Regions from separate parts of the Homo sapiens genome. Here region 2 is linked to region 1. A link is an interaction called in ENCODE POLR2A ChIA-PET data of the cell type or tissue named here. Cell type or tissue: GM12878. All regions are shown on one strand. Each heading gives the region's core, and the rest is flanking DNA. Links, peaks and the distances in the headings are about the cores only. Region 1 overlaps CCDC146 (coiled-coil domain containing 146). Region 2 overlaps CCDC146 (coiled-coil domain containing 146).

Region 1 (4,405 bases), core at 268-4,267:
GTGTCGGTTCACTGCAACCTCTGTCTCCTCGGTTCAAGCAATTCTCTTGCCCTCAGCCTCCTGAGTAGCTGGGATTACATGCACCCACCACCAAGCCCAGCTAGTTTTTATATTTTTAGTAGAGATGGGGTTTCACCATGTTGCCCAGGCTAGTCTCAAACTCCTGACCTCAGGTGATCCACCTGCCTCGGCCTCCCAAAGTGCTGGGATTACAGGTGTGAGCCATCGCGCCTGGCCCAATATTGCAAAGGATTCTGAGGCCCAGTGCTGACTTGTCAGATAGAAGCTCTGTAGTTGATTGGTGATGTCTGCCCCAGGCATAGAAAGTTTGTCCATGTATTTCCCATTCCTAATCAAGTCATCTTCCTAATCAAGCGCTGTTTCTTCAGCCAGTTCTTTTGGTATATCTTCATACCCCAAGTAACATGCTTATGATGCTGCTACTTGAGTTTTCAGTTGTAGACTTGATCTTTTTTTTTTTTTTAATCACTATAAAAGATGAGGATTCAGCCCTCTTTAGACCCCTGTTCATCACAAATACATTTCTTGTCCCTCTGTATACACGGTATTCTCATGTCATAATTTTGATTAGTTCAGAATTTGTTATTATTATGAACATATAAAGGCTATTCGTGCCTGAGCCATGTGATATTATATAATTACCCTTACAAAATTTTGTGTTCCCAGGAATTTATAAACATCCTGTTTTTACACTTTTATAGTTTTCGGTGTGCTTATCAGTTCAATCCCAAATTCTTCTCCAATTATATAAATCTCCTCTCAGTATATTAAAACACATTTGATGGCCTATTCATTTACTCTTCTTGAAGAAATCTCTTCTAAGCCTCATCAATGACCTCTAGCCAAAGACTAACAGGAATACATCAGCAGTTGAATGCGCTGAGTTTATTACATATTGCAGCAAGGGAGAACACACGCCATGGAGAATTGTAGGGAGTCTCAATAGAGGGTATTAGAAAGGACTTACAGGATATGTGTCATGTGACTTGAGGAACGGTTTAAAGAAATGGGACTTTGCCCTGAATTAGGATGTTCTCAGGAAATGAGAGTAATTCTGTGGTAGAGTATCTTAAATTTTACCTAGAAAAAGAAAAGATTAGATGGAGACCAAAACTGTGATTGTTAAACAAAGCTATACAAGGGGAATTTATGGTATTTTGTGGCTTGGACAATGTTCATGTTTTTGTCTATGTTCAAATACAGTTATGGAGTGGCCTTGTTTTTGTCCTGATCCATCATGATTACAGAGGGGCTTTGTCTGAAGTTGATGTTCTGGGCAATTGTTTATGTTCAACAGGGGAATACCAAGGCCTACCTATGAGTACCAGTTCTGCTCCTGGATACCAGGGGCTGCCTTTTTCTTTCTCAGCCTTCTGACTTGTTCCAAAGTAGTCCATTTCTGTATGTGCTTACTGCACTGCTCTCATTCTAGGAGCCTTACTCCATCATCTTGCTGATGCCCTTCACCTCTCTTCCGACTCTATTTCATGGGTCTCATCTATTTTATTCTCTTAGCTTACCCCCTTTTGGAGGAGGGGACATGCCTTCCAGTAGCTTCATGAGAAAAATGTTAGTGAAAAAGTAATTGTTTAAGACTTTGTGTGTTGGAAATTGTATGTCAGAAGACCTTGCATGCTAAAAAATATTTTACCCTCACACTAGCCATACAGACAATTAGTGCTTTAATTGGATATGGAATTTTAGGTTGGAAATCATTTTCCCTCAGGAAAAAGGCATTAGATTAACTGCCTTCTAGCTTCACTATGAAGAAGATTTGATGTCATTCTAAATATTGATCCTTTATTTGAAGCCATTTTTTTTTCCATGCTGGGAAATTTGTAGGATCTCTTACTTGCCTCCAGAATTTTTACATTTTACAATGATGTTCCCATTGTATCCATCGTGTGGGGCACTGAATGGGTTCTCTGTCTATGGAAGTATATGTCCTTCCAAAGTTCTGATACTTTGTCTTGGATTATTTAATTTTGTCCATTTGATTTTCTCTATTCTGTCTTGGATTCCTTTTACGCAGATGTTGGACCTTCTAAAACAGTCCTCTAATTTTCTTTTTTCTTTTATTTTCCTTTCTTTTTTGTCATTTGACTTGCTAAAAGAGAAATTTCCTCAAGTTTTCCTTTCAACCCTTCTACTCTTTCATTATGCTATCATACTTTATATTTCCTTGTGCTCTCTTTGTTCTCTGGATGTTTCTTTTTCATAGTATCTTTAATCTCTTATCTCATTGAGGCTATTAATGATGGTTTCTTTTTCTTCTTCTTTTCCTAAATAAGACTTTTTCTCCGTGTTTTTTCTGTATTTTTCTTTTTTTGTTTTTGTCTCTTTCTTTTTAGAAACTTTCCTCCAATATATGGTAATTCTTGGCTATCTGCTTATATTTAAGCATGGGCTGCTATAAATCTAATTGGAAGCTGTCTGTGATGGTGAGGCTTGTCACTGTAGTTTGATCTGACTGGACACAAAATATGTGAGGCATGGCCTTTGACCGAAGAGGAGTTTGCAGTGGAATGCGCACAAGTTGTTCAGATTTTAACAAATATTATAAAAGCTATTTATATTATGACACTACTAGCTATTAAGTCCACAAAATAGCACCCATTGAATATAAAACTAAGCACCCATAGAATATAAAACTAACAGAAATTAAAGTGTATTAGAATCCTTTTCCTTTGTTGATTTTAAGAAAAATCTGGTTTTGTTCTAGTACAGTTTCAGTGAGAGACTAACTTCCTCTTTGACCCTGTGATTTATAATTAGCCCAGCCACTGCCCACAGCTGGCAGTACTTGAAAACAGGAGTGGGTCAGGCCAGGCACTCCCAGCCCAAGTGAACATTTTTTCAGACTTGCATGCAATCCAAAACTAAAAGAGATAAAAGGTAAACATGAAGAGCTCTAGCTATTCTTCAGAATGTATTTCCCCCCAGAGACAGTTGTTTGATTCTCCTATGGCGTTTGACTTGTACATAGAGACTCTCCCAGAAACTCAAGGTACAAGCCTCATGAAAGGTTGGAATGCTTTAGAAAAATATCAAAGTGTTAAGCTGAGGTTCACTGATATCAAATAATTGGGATATTTACAGCAACAAGTAATGTCTAATTTCTTAACTTTTATGAAAGTTACCGATGATTATTCATGCATTGAAAATGCCTGGAAGAACAGACACCAAAACTATTAATAGTGACTCCTGGGGAGTAGTACTTGAAGCAGCAGAGGTAGGAAGCAGATTTTTTTTTTTTTTTTACTTTACACATTTCTGTTGTTTGGTCACAATCACAATAAATACATTTTTAAATGTGAAATGCTACACTATAAAAACTAAAAGAACTATCATAAGCTTACAAAACCTGATATATGCAGTTTGGGGCTCAAAAGAAATGGAAAATATCTCAAGTAACTCCAGACCATGTAGTTAGAACTTTGATACTTGATAGTTATTTTCCTCCCACATTAATGGAGACTTCAGTCTAACTCCAGCCTATTTTCCAGATTACCTTGGGAAGGTTTCCTTTCAAGAGAAACACCTATTAGGTTAGGTTTGCAATTTGGCCTCAATGAGTAATAGAAACTCAACTATAATGATTTTGCTAAATAGGGAGTTGTTTTACTCACTTAATAAAAAGAGCACAGGTAGGCACAACCGGTTATTTCACATAATGAAAAGTCTAGGATCCTTTTAGCTCCCCTTTCAGTCAACCTTAGTGTGTACATTGTTTCTCCATGGTCAGAAAATGGCTATTCCACCTTAAGCATAAACTGGCAAAAGGAGGAGGAAGGGCAACGAGCAAAAGACATAAATGATTGCTGGCTTGGCCAGCTCCTTTTAACAGGAAAACAGCCACTTTCCCAGGACCCCTCCTCACAGACTTCCACTTACATTTCATTGGCTTGTCTTAGCTCATATGGGCACCCCCAGCTGCAAAGAAGTGTGAGGACTCCTGGATACATTGCAGCTCTGGAAAAAAAAAAAAAAAAACAGCATTCTGTTGCTGTCGTGGTTAATACTAAATGTCAATTTGATTGGCTTGAAGGATACAAAGTATTGATCCTGGGTGTGTCTGTGAAGGTGTTGCCAAAGGAGATGAACCTTTGAGTCAGTGGGCTGGGGAAAGCAGACCCACCCTTAATCTGGGTGGGCACAATCTAATCAGCTGCCGGTGTGGCTAGACTATAAACAGGCAGAAAAATGTGAATGAGAGACCGGCCTAGCCTCCCAGCCTACATCTTTCTCCCGTGCTGGACCCTTCCTGCCCTCGAACATCGGACTCCAAGTTTCTTCAGTTTTGGGACTCAGACTGGCTTTCCTTCCTCCTCAGCTTGCAGATGGCCTATTGTGGGACCCTGTGATCCTGTGAGTTAATACTTAA
Region 2 (4,405 bases), core at 260-4,259, 82 kb before region 1:
ATGAGACTGAGGTTTACTATGTGTATCTGTTACCCATGGAAAATTAGTCCACTTCCTGACCAAGAATGTCAGGACCGCTGAAAATGGATAATTATCTACAAGTGAAAAACAGTTTGTAGATAACAGAGGCTTTTTTTTTTCCAGGGAAGATTGTTACTGAGTATAAAGTATTGCCTCCTTATTCCAGCATTAATCATAGCAAACAGAGATGACATTGGAAATGCTCCTAGGGAAGTGTCCAGCCCATGGTTGGCACTCAGCAAGTAACAGCTGTTTATCATTATCAGTATGCAGAAACAAGAATCTCTGAACAAAAATTAAAACAGGTTAGAGTCACTGAAAAAAATATATTACATTACTGAATGGGACAGAAATATAAGCAAATAATTTTGTGGACCGTTTGATAAACGTTTAAACATAAACACAAGTTGCTTGCCTCTTGCAGAAAATGGGAAAGTGATATGGTTTGGCTGTGACCCCACCCAAATCTCATCTTGAACTGTAGATAAGAACTTCCAGATCTTATCCAAGACTATCAAGGTAGTATCTCAGTGAGTCTGCAAGAACCACAGTGTTTCTGTTGTTGGGGTGCCCCCTAAAGCAGATATGGCTTAGATGACAATACCCAAGTTCTCTTTCAAATATCTGGAAAACCTTCCCAAGAAGGATAGGTACAAACAAGCCCAGACTGCGAAGACTACAATAAATACCTAACTCTTCAATGTCTAGTTACAGACAAACATGCACAAGCGTCAAGACCATCCAGGAAAACATGACGTCACCAAATGAGCTAAATAAAGTACCAGGGACCAATCCTAAAGAAACAGAGATATGTAACCTTTCAGACAGACAATTCAAAATAGTTGTTTTAAGGAAATTCAAGATGACACAGAGATGGAACTTGGAATTCTATCAGATTAACAAAGAGATTGAAATAATTAAGAATCTATTGATCATGAGAGAAGTGCAAATCAAAACTCCAACGAGATATCATCTCACCCCAGTTTAAATGGCTTTTATCCAAAGGGCAGGCAATAACAAATGCTGTGAGGATATGAAGAAAAGGGAAGCCTCATACACTGTTGGTGGGAATGTAAATTAGCACAACCACTATGGAGAACAGTTTCCAGGTTCCTCAAGAAACTAAAAATAGAGCTACCATATGACCAAGCAATCCCACTGCTGGGTATATACCCGAAAGAAAGGAAATCAGTGTATCAAAGATACATCTGCACTCCCATGTTTATTGTAGCACTATTCATAATAGCCCAGGTTTGGATACAATCTAAGTGTCCAACAGATGAATGAATAAAGAAAATGTAGTACATACACACTATAGAGTACTATACAGCCATAAAAAATAATGAGATCCCATCATTTGCAACAACATGGATGGAACTGGAAGTCATTATGTTAAGTGAAATAAGCCAGGCACAGAAAGACAAACTGCATGTTCTCACTTATTTATGGGAGATAAAAATTAAAATAATTGAAATCATGGAAATAGCAAGTAGAAGGATGGTTACAAGAGGCTGGAAAGGGTAGTGGGGAGGGCAGGGGGTAAGTGAGGATGGTTAATGAGTACAAAATAAAAATAATGAACGAGACCTACAATGGGGGACTACAGTCAAAAATAATTTAATTGTACACCTTAAAATAACTAAGTATAATTGGATTGTTTGTAACACAAAGGATAAATGCTTGAGGGGATGAATGCCCCTATAAACACTTCATCTGAATTACATTTAAAGGAGTTTAATTGAGCAATGAACAATTCACGAATCAGGCAGCCCCCAAAATCATAGCAGACTCACAGAGACTCCAGGGGTGCCTTGTGGTCAGAACAAATTTATAGACAAAAAAGATAAAGTGACGTATAGGAATTGGAAGTGAGGTAACAGAAACAGTGAGATTGGTTATAGCTCGGTGTTTGTCTTGTTTGAATGCAATTTGAACACTCAGCAGTCTGAGTGGTTGAAGTATGCTGCTGGGATTGGCCAACACTCAGCCATTGTTATAGGTGCATACAATTAAGTTAGGTTTTCAGATTTGTCTGACTATTAAGCTAGGTTACTGTTCATCCACAAGGACTCAAATGTAGAAGTATGGAGTCCTTCTCAGGCCATATTTAGTTTGCTTTAACAATTCTCCACTTTTGGTAATTTTCTCAATTTTGAGAGATTGACTAAAACCTTATTCATTGATGTTACCATCACTATATAAATGAACTTATATAGTTTTGAAACCCACTGGGAAGCAGTAGAACAGTGGGTTTTGCAAGGAGGGAATAAGGACTGAGTAGAGGTTACTTCCTTATGCTGGAACATCCTGTTTACAGGAGAAAAAAAACCAAAACCTGGTCTGTTCTAGGAGCTGTGTGTTTTCTTAAAGCCTTAGTTTGATTATGTCACATTTAGCACAAGTGACTCCATTTTAGTTTGGTTTGGTTTGTTGGGGCCTAGTACATAAGCTCAGTCCAAAATAATGGCCTTCCATAATTTTGTTTAAAAAATTTCCCCTTTTTGGCCAGGTTCTCACTTAGGTGAGAGTGTGACCAAAACTTAGGGCCTCAGCGCCACTCTCAGTTACCATCATTTTGGGTTTCTGGTCTCAGCATGTCATTCATAGGTTATGGTGTCCTCATGGTCACACATTTCTTTCAGCTTCTGTCATTCCAGTCGAAGAGAGAGCATTTGATATTCTAGAGATGGCTGCATGCAAGCATTTAAAACCTTTGAGAGAATACAGTGCACCAGGGAGACTATCACTATGACTATTGGGAGGATAATACCAAGAGTTTAGAGTATGCTCCTTACCCAAGGTCCCCATAAACCAAACCACCTAAAATTAAATAGATTAAAAAATGAGCTAGAAGAAGAATCTACTGCTTAAGTGGTTTTTTCATTAATCCTCTACAACTGAATTTTTATAATCTACATTTGATGTATACCTAACTTAATAGCATAGACCCGTAACAATAGCTGAGTGTTGGCCAATCCCAGCGGCCGTACTTCAACCACTCACAGATGCTGAGTGTTCAAACTGCGTTCAAAATAAGGCAAATGCCGAGCTGTAACCAGTCTTTTAGTACTAGTTTCTGTACCTCGCTTCCGATTCCTGTACGTCACTTTACCTTTTTTGTCTATAAATTTGTTCTGACCACGAGGCACCCCTGGAGTCTCTGTGAATCTGCTGTGATTATGGGGGCTGCCTGATTCACAAATTGTTTGTTGCTTACTTAAACTGCTTTAAATTTAATTCGGGTGAAGTTTTTCCTTTATCACCCCAGTTATCCTGGTGTGATTATTATGCATTGTATCCTCTATCAAAATATCTCATGTAGCGCATAAATATGTATACCTACTATGTACCCACAATTTTTTAAAAAGATCATTAGTGTCTCTAAGGAAAAGGGGAGTAAAACTAGTCTCTGCCCAACTAAAGGTTTATAATCATAGCAAACTAGTACTCTAATGAATTTAAATGACCACAAATGATTCCTCAAACTTGAGCAGCACACTGCTAACAAATGAAAAGGTTTTTCGATCTGTGCCCTAGTTCATTTTATTTTGCTATATGCATATGTGTATCTACTTATGCACAGGTACACACACACGCACTGTAATTACATCACAACACCCCACTCTCCTAAGGTGGTATCTCCAAGAAGATGCAGTATTTGAGGCTTCAATCAGTCATTACCCCCTCATTTTGCTGTCAGGTGTCTTCCTAAGTTAAAAGTTTTGTAGAATACCATTGTGTAACACCATGATGATTTTTTAAGATATCCAGTAACTCAACAAAAATACCGTTGTTGACAGAAGCAAGGAAAAGCAAATCTATATCTAACGTAATCTAAAATAAGTATCTATTGCAATGGGAATGAATCTCTGCCCTCACCATAAAGTGTCACTGGCACCTCTTGAATGACATCATTACAGGGTGGATGGGTGGGATGCAACTGTGCTGGCTCCTCCTCATCTCCAACTTCTGCAAGGCCAGCTTGTGCCAGGGCTGTTTCTGTAAAAGTCTGCTGCACATAAACTTACTTACCAGGTTATCTAATCCCATGGATTCATTGCCATGGGATTCCACATTTCTCAACTGTATTTCTGAGCCCTAGATGTCTTTCCTGAACTTCAGACTAATATTCAAATGCCTATATCCACTTGGATATCTTTGAACTTATAATGTTCAAAACTTCTGATTCCAGCCTCCCACCCCACTCCATTCCACTCCTCACACACTTTGCAGACAGGCTTCCCCTGCAGACTTCCGCATTTCTGTTCCTGGCAGCTCCATCCTTCACAGTTGCTCAGACTAAAATCTTGCGGTTTTCTATAATGCCTCTAATTGTTATTATCTACCACTGGCTGACCTTTGATCAGCAAATTTTGTCACCTCT

The links. Peaks named below come from ENCODE experiments on the same cell type or tissue, not always from the same donor. Only the 100,000 strongest peaks of a DNase experiment are listed, where the experiment ranks them.
Region 2: POLR2A ChIA-PET joins it to region 1 with 5 read pairs; 2 of 35 experiments call an interaction of 5 or more read pairs at or near these places.

Annotation. Positions count from the first base shown.
Region 1 is chr7:77,267,056-77,271,460 of GRCh38, forward strand. All of the region lies in intron 9 of CCDC146 (coiled-coil domain containing 146), which reads left to right. The region is part of intron 2 of LOC102723791 (a long non-coding RNA gene); the gene reads right to left. Among named protein-coding and RNA genes, the nearest start is that of CCDC146-AS1, 21 kb to the left of the region's middle. In GM12878, for the core only: no CTCF peak of the experiment used is centred there; a DNase peak (open chromatin) is centred at 2,756.
Region 2 is chr7:77,184,955-77,189,359 of GRCh38, forward strand. All of the region lies in intron 2 of CCDC146 (coiled-coil domain containing 146), which reads left to right. Among named protein-coding and RNA genes, the nearest start is that of FGL2, 13 kb to the right of the region's middle. In GM12878, for the core only: no CTCF peak of the experiment used is centred there; no DNase peak of the experiment used is centred there.